2 separate regions of the Homo sapiens genome follow, and region 2 is linked to region 1. Evidence: chromatin contacts called from ENCODE Hi-C or POLR2A ChIA-PET data. All regions are on one chromosome and are shown on one strand. Each heading gives the region's core, a stretch centred on a gene start or an enhancer-like site at or near the end of the contact. The rest is flanking DNA. Distances are from core to core; before and after follow the strand shown. Region 1 overlaps NEPRO-AS1 (NEPRO antisense RNA 1). Region 2 has its middle 19 kb from the start of BOC.

What was found. Hi-C counts contacts between places; a loop is a spot of excess contacts on that map. ChIA-PET counts read pairs that join two places held with the same protein, here RNA polymerase II (POLR2A).
Region 2: a loop to region 1 is called in a map of sigmoid colon, with 2.4 times the contacts of the local background. The contact joins two enhancer-like sites. A Hi-C loop is called at or near these places in 2 of 168 maps with a recorded cell type or tissue (heart left ventricle and sigmoid colon) and 1 of 37 single-sample maps with no recorded cell type. POLR2A ChIA-PET finds 5 or more read pairs at or near these places in 3 of 52 experiments (BJ, H1 and PC-9).

Annotation. Positions count from the first base shown.
Region 1 is chr3:113,144,975-113,149,924 of GRCh38, forward strand. All of the region lies in intron 1 of NEPRO-AS1 (NEPRO antisense RNA 1), which reads left to right. The region is part of intron 3 of LINC02044 (long intergenic non-protein coding RNA 2044); the gene reads right to left. Among named protein-coding and RNA genes, the nearest start is that of LINC02044, 20 kb to the right of the region's middle. Within about 2 kb of position 3,082, at least 12 of the 41 ENCODE cell types and tissues checked have a DNase peak (open chromatin) inside an H3K27ac peak, as active enhancers do.
Region 2 is chr3:113,189,614-113,194,938 of GRCh38, forward strand. No RefSeq gene overlaps it. Among named protein-coding and RNA genes, the nearest start is that of BOC, 19 kb to the right of the region's middle. Within about 2 kb of position 3,879, at least 3 of the 41 ENCODE cell types and tissues checked have a DNase peak (open chromatin) inside an H3K27ac peak, as active enhancers do.

The sequences.
Region 1 (4,950 bases), core at 1,832-4,331:
TTCAGGTATGGTACTGCCCAACTGTAATCCCAGTTACCCAGGAGGACAAGGCAGGAGGATTACTCAAGCCCAGGAGTTTGAGGCTGCAGTGAGCTATGACCATGCCACTGCCCTCCAGCCTGGGTGACAGAGCAAAACTCTGTCTCAAGAAATAATAATAATAATAATAATAATAATAATAATAATAAGTTCAAATGCCAATGCCACACATAATGTTTCTGCCATTGAAAAATATGACTTATGCTGTGTTTTACCCACCAACACACTCTGACTCACACAATTAAAGTGGTTGACCTACATCTGCAAGTCCATGTAAAATATATGCAAATGAGAAGACAACAGTGAAAAGAGAGAAAGGAGACAATTGATCATAGAACAGAAGGAAGGGTGGGAAATGTCTTTTATAATTCATCAAGACACAAATAGAGATATCTCGTTTTTTTTTAAGGCACCAGATCTACTGAGAAATAAATAAAAATTGAAAATATATATATAATCTAAAGGACAGCCTGGATATGTGGAACATCACGACTCAAAAAGCACCAAACCAGCAGAGTCCAGCAAACAAATTGTAAAATGCCAAAGCATCCTTTCTTTGGCATCACTTTGAAAGGTTGAGAATAGCTTTCCTCGCAGGTCTTGAAGAATAAGGACCCAGCAGCAGTCTGACCTGGAAGTTACAGTAGGGAGATGTAAGAACTCTTGAAATCCCTTCTCTCCCCAGCATCATGAGAGTTCTGACTGAGTTTATGAGATCCATTTTTACAAATCACAGGAGCGTATGAACTGTGGATGATTAAGGAGAGTCTTCATTTCTGAAAGACAGATGCTTCTGTGGGCAAGATGAGGCTGCCCCAGAGCTGCAACAGTTTGAGCAGAAATTTCTTCCAAAGGGGAAAACATTTCCACTTTTTGTTTCAACATTTCACTTTTTTTTCCGAAGTTCTTAAAACAGTAGTAATTATTGTTTTTCTAAGGGAATGTTGCTATTTTTGTCAGCATGGGCTTTGAACTGCTTTGACTTTTTCTCTAATCTTGCTGGCACAGTAAAGTTGTTGCTGCGTTAATGTAAAGGGCGAACATTTTGAATAAGATAGAAAAGCACAAAAGAAGACCTCCTTGAGATACTACCGAGACTAGAGGTTGTCTTTGTTAGTCAGATGTTGACAGTGCTCAGGAGCCACTCCAGCACTTAGGGGGGTGTCATATGGTAGCAAGACAGGTACTTGTTTCCAATCGAAAGATAGGAGTGACAGCATGTGATCAGATAAGAGGAAGGGACTCAGTTGAAAGGAGAGGGCTTCCATCACACTGGTTATTGTTGCCCCCTCTTGGAGCTTTGCCTGAGTTCAGGGGGCCTGTGGACCTTTCTTAATTTATTATGTACCAGTGGACTGGGTAATCAGGAGAAAGCTGTCCATTAATCCAACCATAAGTCCAAATATAGTCAACATTTTCACACATTGGCCAACCTCAATGGACAATGAAGTCTACAGGCAGCACTTAACATTTAAAAAGGGACGTTGAAAAGCACTTAACATTTAATCAGATCAAATGATTAAAATGGCTTGAAAATCCCCTAAATTGTCCTTAAAGAACATTATTATACCATTGTGTGAGACCAAAATATGCCACCCCAAAATATGAAGGATTGTTGAGCTGATGGTAATTAAGAAGAAACAGATGCAGAAAAGCTCTCTGCCCTTCCTCTATTTGCCTAAAAGCAGGACATAGATTTACAAAGACAATAGGTATCCTGCACCCTATCACCCCACTTCTACCAGAGAGAACAAAGGTTAACCACTAAAGACAGCTTGGAACTCTTATAAACCTGGAGATGGTTCCAGAGCAATCTACACAAACAAGCTTTACTAACCAGCCTTTAATTTGCCTTCCTCCAAGTTGCCTTCCCTAGAGACTTAAAGTCTTTTTCCTTTGTCTTGCCACTTCTTTAAAAATTTACTGTTCTTTGAGAACTATTCCCTGGGTATCTCCCATGTATATATAAAATAATGCATATTAATAAACTTCTGTTTGTTTTTCTCTTGTTAATCTGTCTTATGTTACAGGGGTCTAGATAGGGTTCCCATCTAAGAACTTCTGAAAGTTGAAGAAAAAATTACTTTTCTTTCCCTACACCATTTTTCAACAAAAGCAGCGTAACTTGTTGTGTGTTTTCCTTCAGTTGGGTAGGAGATAAAGTAGTGAACTTTTATGTAAAGGACAACTTTTTATTTAAAAAAATTCTTGTTTCCTTAAACATAAATTCACCGATATTATGAGATCTATCTGAGAACCAAGACCAAAGAAACCAAGGGAAGAGTAGATTCACATGTCTCAGCTCAGCTCACCTAACATTCTTGCTCATTGTGTTAAAAGATGGGCAAATCATCCCTACTCTTTAAATGGTGTTCTCTCACTCTCTCTTGCTCTCTCTTGCTTTATCTGGCCTAACATATCATTGAATTCATATCAATTAAACACAGAACTTTACTCCACAATTCATGAACATATCCTCTCCAACTCACCAAGAGCCTAAGAGAAAGCTAGAAATAAAAAGACACAGAGCTTAAGCCTCAGGACAAATTGGCCTCTGGAAAGTGCCTTTGCATTTGGCTGCTGTCTTTCTAAATGTGTGCCCCAGATTCCAGCCCTATATTATCACACTTTTCCCATTTATGATGCCTCCTCCACCTTTAAGTGTTCTTTACACAATTCTTGGATGAGACTTTTTGGTCCAAAGACCTTGAGAAAGAAGGAAATACAGATTTATGGGAAAGGGACCTGGAAAATCTCAAACAGACACATCTTTATTGCAACCGTCTGAGTCTGTGGGAGAGAGAACAGGGCCCAGAAGGATCAGCTCTGAATTTGCTCCAACTCTAGACTTCACTCCCTTCTTTCCAAGCTCCCCACTCAGGCCAATATTTTAATCTTTCAATCTCTCTCCCTCCCTCATCATCCCCTGTTTATTCACCTTTTCCATTCCCTCGTCTCATTTTCTCATTCTTTCTGATTGCCCCGCTCTCTCGCACTCATATCCCCTCGCGTATCATCTTTCTGTTGGAGCCTGCACTCATGGCCTCCTTCCACGAGCAGCAGGTTTGAATCAGCTCCAGTTGAAAATGAAGGCAGGAGGTGGGGGTGGAGTGAGGCCAGGAGGGGAATAGCCACTTTCTGATGGCCAATGTACAGTAAGCACAGCCCTCCACCCTGCCTCCAGGCTGGTCCCTGCTGTCGCTGTCTCTCTGCCCGGACCCCCCACCACACACAGGTATGTACAAGAGAAAACCTAATAATCCCCTGCAAGGAAGAGGCCCCCATCCCCAATAAGGCAGCTGGTTTCCATTAGATGTTCCAAGCCCTATAAATATTCTCTTTTCTCACTTATCTCTTATTATTTTTCCTTTCCCTTTCTCATGTTCCCGCCTCTGGATTCCCTCCTGGGAGGAGGCCTAAATTAAAACGGGAAGGCTTGCCAAGCTTTGCATTAACCATCCTGTTATGCCCCAGGCCCCTGGCTGAGCACAGCCCAGAAAAGAGCTTCTTGTTTGTCCAGTTTGCTGCTCCCCACACGGAAGGCTGACATGCTCCCAGGAAGGAGGAAGGGTTGAGCTGAGCCTGAGCTGGAGGGTGTGGCCAGAACCATCTCACCTGCGTGCTGTGGGTTGTGTTCCTGGCTAAGCCTGTTGGGTCCTCTGTCAAGCTTGTCTTGTCCATAGCAGTGGATACTGTACAGTGTCTTGGGCACAGCTTTGGAGGGCAACACTCTGGGGTTCAGATCCCAGGTCCTTTGTTCACAGAGAATCTGACTTCAGGCAAGTTACACAACCTTTCTCATTTGTACAATTGTGCTGATAACACCCACCTCAAAGGACGGTTAAGAGGATGAAAATGAGGTAACTAATGGGAAAACATTTAGCTCAAGGTCTGCAGGTAGCAGATGTTGGTGCTCTTCTCTTGCCCCTCCCTGTAGGATTTACTGTTGGAAAACCTGCCCTCCTCCTCCACCAGCCTCCCACACCTTGCAAACAGTTAACTGAGCAATTACAGAATTTAATTAACTAGCAACTACAGACTCCGAATACCCAAGGGCCTGACTTGGGGAGCATACAAATGTTTACTTTTTGTTCTCTCTCCTCCAGCCTATTTTAAGATAAAGAAAGAGGCAGAGAAAGAGTGAATATAAAATCCCTAAATTAGAACAATGTTTACAATTTTTAGTACTTCTTATAAACTAGGCAGCAAGAAGCTATGTCATTGTTGAGCCAGTGACCCCAGAGCAAAAGTTCCTCCAGGGGTGGGGGAGAGGGAGGAACTTAAGCACCTCATCCTAAACTGAGGTAATTAAGAATACAGCTACTGGGGTCAGACTCTCTCTGGACCTGGACTCAAGCTCCAACTCTTCCTAGCTGCTGGGCTCAAACAAGTTACTGACCTCACTGTGCTTCTTTTCCTCATCGTAAATGAGGCTAACAACAGTACTGTCAGAGGCATTTGAACCAGAGAAACTCCATCTTGAAGAGGAGCTGGGTAAAATGAGGCTGAGACCTACTGGGCTGCATTCCCAGACAGTTAAGGCATTCCGTGTCACAGGATGAGATAGGAGGTCTGCACAAGATACAGGTCATAAAGATCTTGCTGATAAAACAGCTTGCAGTAAAGAAGCCTGCCAAAACCCACCAAAACCAAGATGGCGATGAGAGTGACCTCTGGTCGTCCTCACTGCTACGCTCCCACCAGAGCCATGACAGTTTACAAATGCCAAGGTGTAGTCAGGAAATTATGGGGAGGCATGAATAATCCACCCCTTGTTTAGCATATAATCAAGAAATAGCTATAAAAATGGGCAACCAGCAGCCTTCAGGTCTCCTCTGTCTATGGAGTAGCCATTCTTTTATTCCTTTACTTTCCTAATAAACTTGCTTTCACTTTACTGTATGTACTCGC
Region 2 (5,325 bases), core at 2,629-5,128, 45 kb after region 1:
ACATGAGAGTTCAGAAGGAAAGTGTGGCTGAAATTAGCCAGGTGTGGTGGCTCGTGCCTGTAGTCCCAACTACTAGGGAGGCTGAGGTATGAGAATCACTTGAACCCGGGAGGCAGAGGTTGCAGTGAGCCAAGATCACTCCACTCCACTCCAGCCTGGGCAACAGAGTGAGACTCTGTCTCAAAAAAAAGAAACAAGAAAATCTGACTCAAAGAGGCAGCCAGAAGATTGAGGCTTATACCATCATAGGCTAAGCAGAGGAAAAGGGGTATTGGGCTCTGGGCAGGGGAAGGCAACTTATGGAAAGATGAGGCGAGAAAATATATGGTAAGTATTGGTTGTCTTGTTATCCAGATAAGAGTCTGTCATGTGATAAATGTTGTCTCCAGGAATAACTCTCTTCCTGGTATAGAGATACCTTTACAAATAGAGATTTCTTCACCAAAGGAAAAAATTATATACTCTATTCTTAGGCTGTTATGGGGAGGTAAATTGTTTTGATTTGTTTTGTTTTTGTCTACTGTCATCAAGTGTCTTTAGTTCAAAATAACCCATATGCCAAAGAGGCACATTTTGAGGTGGCATATTGTGGTATCCTTTAGTCTATATCTTTAGAGAAGATTTCCTTTCTTTCCATTATTAGGTATATAACTTGACTGCCTGGCATTTTGCACATGGTCAGTGGGGATATATGGATGGTGACTGCTGTATCTATACATATTTCCGTATTCTCCCTATATCTAGGCCCTGGTCTCTCCCCTGAGGTCTTGAGCTTCACCAGGAAGGACTTGGAAGGGCAGACCAACTTCCTTCTTGGCTGTAGCCACCTCTCTGTGTATTCTCAGCTCTTTTCCACTCTGCTACATCAGTCACTACTTCTTTGTCCACTTTTAGTCTTCCCTAAATATGTTGACTCTCTTGTGCACTGATGGCCCCCCCTTTTCCATCTTGGTTAAAAAGCATTGATAACTTTTTATTATTTATTTAGAATCACTAATAAATTTTTAGGAGGGAAGGCATAGATGTGTGTGCTCAATCAATCATTTTAAACTAGAGGTTTAATCTTAACATCATTACTCTCTAAAGCCTCAAACGTTATTTTACCACTACCTACAGCACATATCAGTTAGAGCTTAATCTCTCTCACATTCACCTATTCTTTTCCTTCCCACTTCCACTAACTGATTCTGACTCCCACCACATCTCACTGAGGTTATTACAAATAACTTCCTAACAAGTCAACTCTAGCTTGATATTTCTACCATCCTCCATAAAACATAAATGAAATGATGTCACTTTCCTACTCAAAAACCTGAATGCTTTCCAATGACTGCAAAATAAAAGTTAAAATTTGCCTGGCATTCGAAGTTCTCAATAATCTGTCCCTCAAAAGTCCTGTCTCTGTGTCATTTATCAGCTGCTTCTTCCTCCTAGAATGGCCCTGCCTCCCTTTTCCACGGCCTTAAAGCCATATTCTTTTTGAGTTGTAATGTTTTAATATGAGAGATATCTGCAAATTACATTATAATATATATATGTTCTCATCACCAAACAAGACATTTGTAAATATATTTGTTGGTAAATTATGCTTTTCTTTTGAAAAATTTTTAAAATTTTATGTTTTTGAATATTTATTTTTATTTCAATAGTTTTGGGAGAACAAGTGGTGTTTGGTTGCATGGAAAAATTCTTTAGTGGTGATTTCTGAGATTTTTGTGCACCCATCGCCTGAGCAGTGTATGTGTAGTCTTTTAACCCTCTCTCCCCTCCCACTTTTTCCCATGAGTCCCCAGAGACCATTATATCATTCTTTTACCTTTGTGCCTTCATAGCTTAGCTCCCGCTTATAAGTGAGAATATACAATGTTTGGTTTTTCATTCCGGAGTTACTTCACTTAGAATAGTGGTCTCCAATTCCATCCAGGTTGCTGTGAATACCATTATTTTGTTCCTTTTTATGACCGAGTAGTATTCTGTGATATATGTATATGCCACATTTTCTTTATCCACTCTTTGGTTGATGGGCATTTAGGCTGGTTCCATATTTTTGCAATTGCAAATTGTGCTACTATAAATATGTGTGTCCCAGTGTCTATTTCATATAATGGCTTATTTTCCTCCGGGTAGATATCCAGTAGTGGGATTGCTGGATCAAACAGTAGTTCTACTTTTAGTTCTTCAGGGAATCTCCATACTGTTTTTCATAGTGGTTGTACTAGTTTACATTCCCACCAGCAGTGTAAACATGTTCCCTTTTCTCCACATCCACACCAACATCTATTTTTTTATTTTTTAATTATAGTAAAGTCTTATTCTTTATTTAATTTATTCACAACATAGCTAAAGAGCTACTTCCTCCTGGAAGACTTATTTGATTTTTTGCATCCCCTTCTCATTCCTCTCCCAGTGTCCTTGAAATTCAGGCTCTCCCAAAACACCGGCTGAGCCTCTCTCAGAGCATCTGTTATAGAAAGTCATATGAGCTTCCTGAGGGTAGAGGCCTGCCGACTCACCATGTGTCTCCACAACTAAGCAGACTGGCTGGTACAAAATAGGAATTCAGGAATTATTTGTTCAAGAAAAATAACTGAATTTGCTTTTCTGTCTTTTTAAGAAGTAACCCCCTTCTAAGTTTGCCATGTGGACCTCTGCTCACTGCATTTAGTGCTTGGCACATGACAGCATTAGAAAATTATTTGGTGAATGAATGAATGTTATTGCTACCTTGATTTTTTCCAGGGAAACTTTAAAGCCCTGCATATTATCACCTTAGAATCAACCAGCTGAATCTGATAAACTGCTTTATGCTAAAGTACTAATGGGAAAGGGCTGAAATTCAGGCTCTCAGGAAGTGGTGAGCATTTGAACTAAGGCTGTTTAGAAACCTAACTTTTATTATCCCTGAAGACCCCAATGGACTAATGGGCCAGCCATTAGTCTGACTGGGGCCCCTGCCTACCTGGATAGTGGAGCGGGAGAAACCAAAAGTCATGAAGAGAAAGGGAAAGAAACAGAGACAGACAACATCAGTGGGGGCTATGTTTAAATGACAAGACTGCAGCCCCATGACACAAGGACAATGATCGCTGTCCAAACAGAAGTAGTGACTACACTTGGAGACTTTCAGGATGGCAAATGGGCCTACGGAATAGAGCAAGTCTAAAGGGAACAAACAGTAAAGTAAACATGAATTAATATTGGGAATCATCCTGATCTTCATACCTCCTCTCCAAAGGGGTAGCAATTATTATTTGTTTGGTTAATAGGTCAACTTGGGTACAAATTTGTGGTGTTTAGTAGATCAAATTCACTAGGTAACAAGCAAAATATTATTTCTTGTCCTATATACCCACAGACTCCATGGGTATGTAGGACAAGAAATCTTTTTTAATTGAATGTACTTGGAGGGAAACTGAACCCAAATGCACATGTATTATTGCCATGTTTATGCACACACGTGTCACATATCTGCACACATCCTTGGACATTGAGCCATTCACAGCACTAAAGGGATTTTTTTTTTCCTTTTTGCTCATCTTTCTCTTTGCAAGGCAGAAGTAGGTTACTCAGTCTTCTCTCCTAAGATGGCTTACAGCATTCCTTCAACGATTTAGGACATAAATCAAAGTTTGAGGCCACTCACAGTTTTAACCCAGGGTCTTTCAGGTAAACAGCTAGAGAATTTTGGCTATGAGGAAAATTTTCTTGCATGGGGTGCTGGGAGGCAAGGAGATTTTCTAGTTTCACTACTTTTCTCCGTTGGCTTTTCTAGGCATGATCCTGTTGTGGGGCCCGGGGGCCTGAAGCCAGGAGAGAGTTAGCAAATGTTTCCCGTCAGTGTTTCTGAGGATTCCTGACAGAGCCCATCAGAGTTGCCTTTTATCACCACTGCACGCTTTAGTGCGTCTGTCGTGGCTCGCAGACATTGTGTTCCCTGCTGGATTAATCCTGCCTGTATTCTTACGCAGGATGTGGGCCACAGGGAGGAAGGTGGGTGGGGAGGAGAAAAGGAGGGGAGAGAGACAGAGGGGGTAGGGACAGTCAGAAAATAAGGTGAGAAGAGAAAAAGAAACTTTGGAAGTATCAAGTGGCAGACCTAGGCAGAAAAAAAAATAACTAATTTGAAAAATTGGAGCAAAATAAATTTGCACAAATTAAAGATAAAAAAAATCTAAAATGGAAAGCAAAAAAGGGACCCAAAAAAGGGTAAATCCAAAGTCCCAGAATGTGAGAGGCATTCAACACCAGCACAGACAGACTCAAGCTCCAGGCTGGCACTGCCAGAGGAAGTTCATTCTATTTTTAGAAGTTTATAAAGCAAACTGACCACTCATTGGCCACATTATTGAAGCCCTTTTATGTGCAGACCCCATGCTATGACGCATTGGAGAAGTTCTCATGTGCTCAGTTCTGCCATAAGCTATTCTAAGGCCTAAAGAAGGATATTTAATACATCAGAATCTTGATTTTGCTATCAGTAAATCTGGTACCCAATTCAAATCTACTAGAAAAGCACTTTGGCATTCTCTTGATGAAAGATATTTTGGCAAGAAAAAGGACGACTAGCTTAGCATACAATGAATTCTAGTTAGGAAGGTGCATTTGCATCTCAGTGGCAAAAAGAGCTTCCCTGTCTAGATTGGCTGATACATCAGCTCTTCCAGTGCTGTGGTTCTGAAAGTCTAGCTTCTCATTAGAGAGAGTAGAGGCACAGATTCATAAGGTCTCTGTCACTCTGAGTGAGCATCTTGGGGACAAAGACAAAATCTAGTTCATGTCTATGTCCTCTCTGCATACCTGATACTTAGTAGGTGCTCAGTTAATTTTGTATTGAGAAGAATCAGGAACAGTACCAGCGAAGCCATAAATAAGAGCTGGGCCTTGAAGCCTTAATGGACTGCCTGCATTTGGTATACAGAAGTTATTCGATAAAGGAAGCTTAGCGAGTTTGTGGAGAGGAAAAGAAAAGGAAGGCAGAAGTACAGAGGAATAAAATGCATGCTGAATTTAAGGAACAGATAAGTGGTTAAGTGTGGCCAGGTCATTGTCTCCCAAGATTTGCTGGAGGAACTAGTTTTGACAAGCAGATTCCTGAGGTCTCTACACCCAGAATTTCTGATTCGTTAGCCCTGAAGTTCAGCAATGGCATCTACATTTTAAACAAGCACTACCAGTTTATTTTGTTGCAAACTATACATTAGGAAACACAAGCACAGAGATTGGAGGGCAGAGAAAGGGGGGTGAGTGGTATGAGTGTGTGGAAAAATGAGCCCAGGGTTGGTTGAGAAGAGTTTGGAGTCTGTCCAGGAAGGGAGCCCTCCAGGG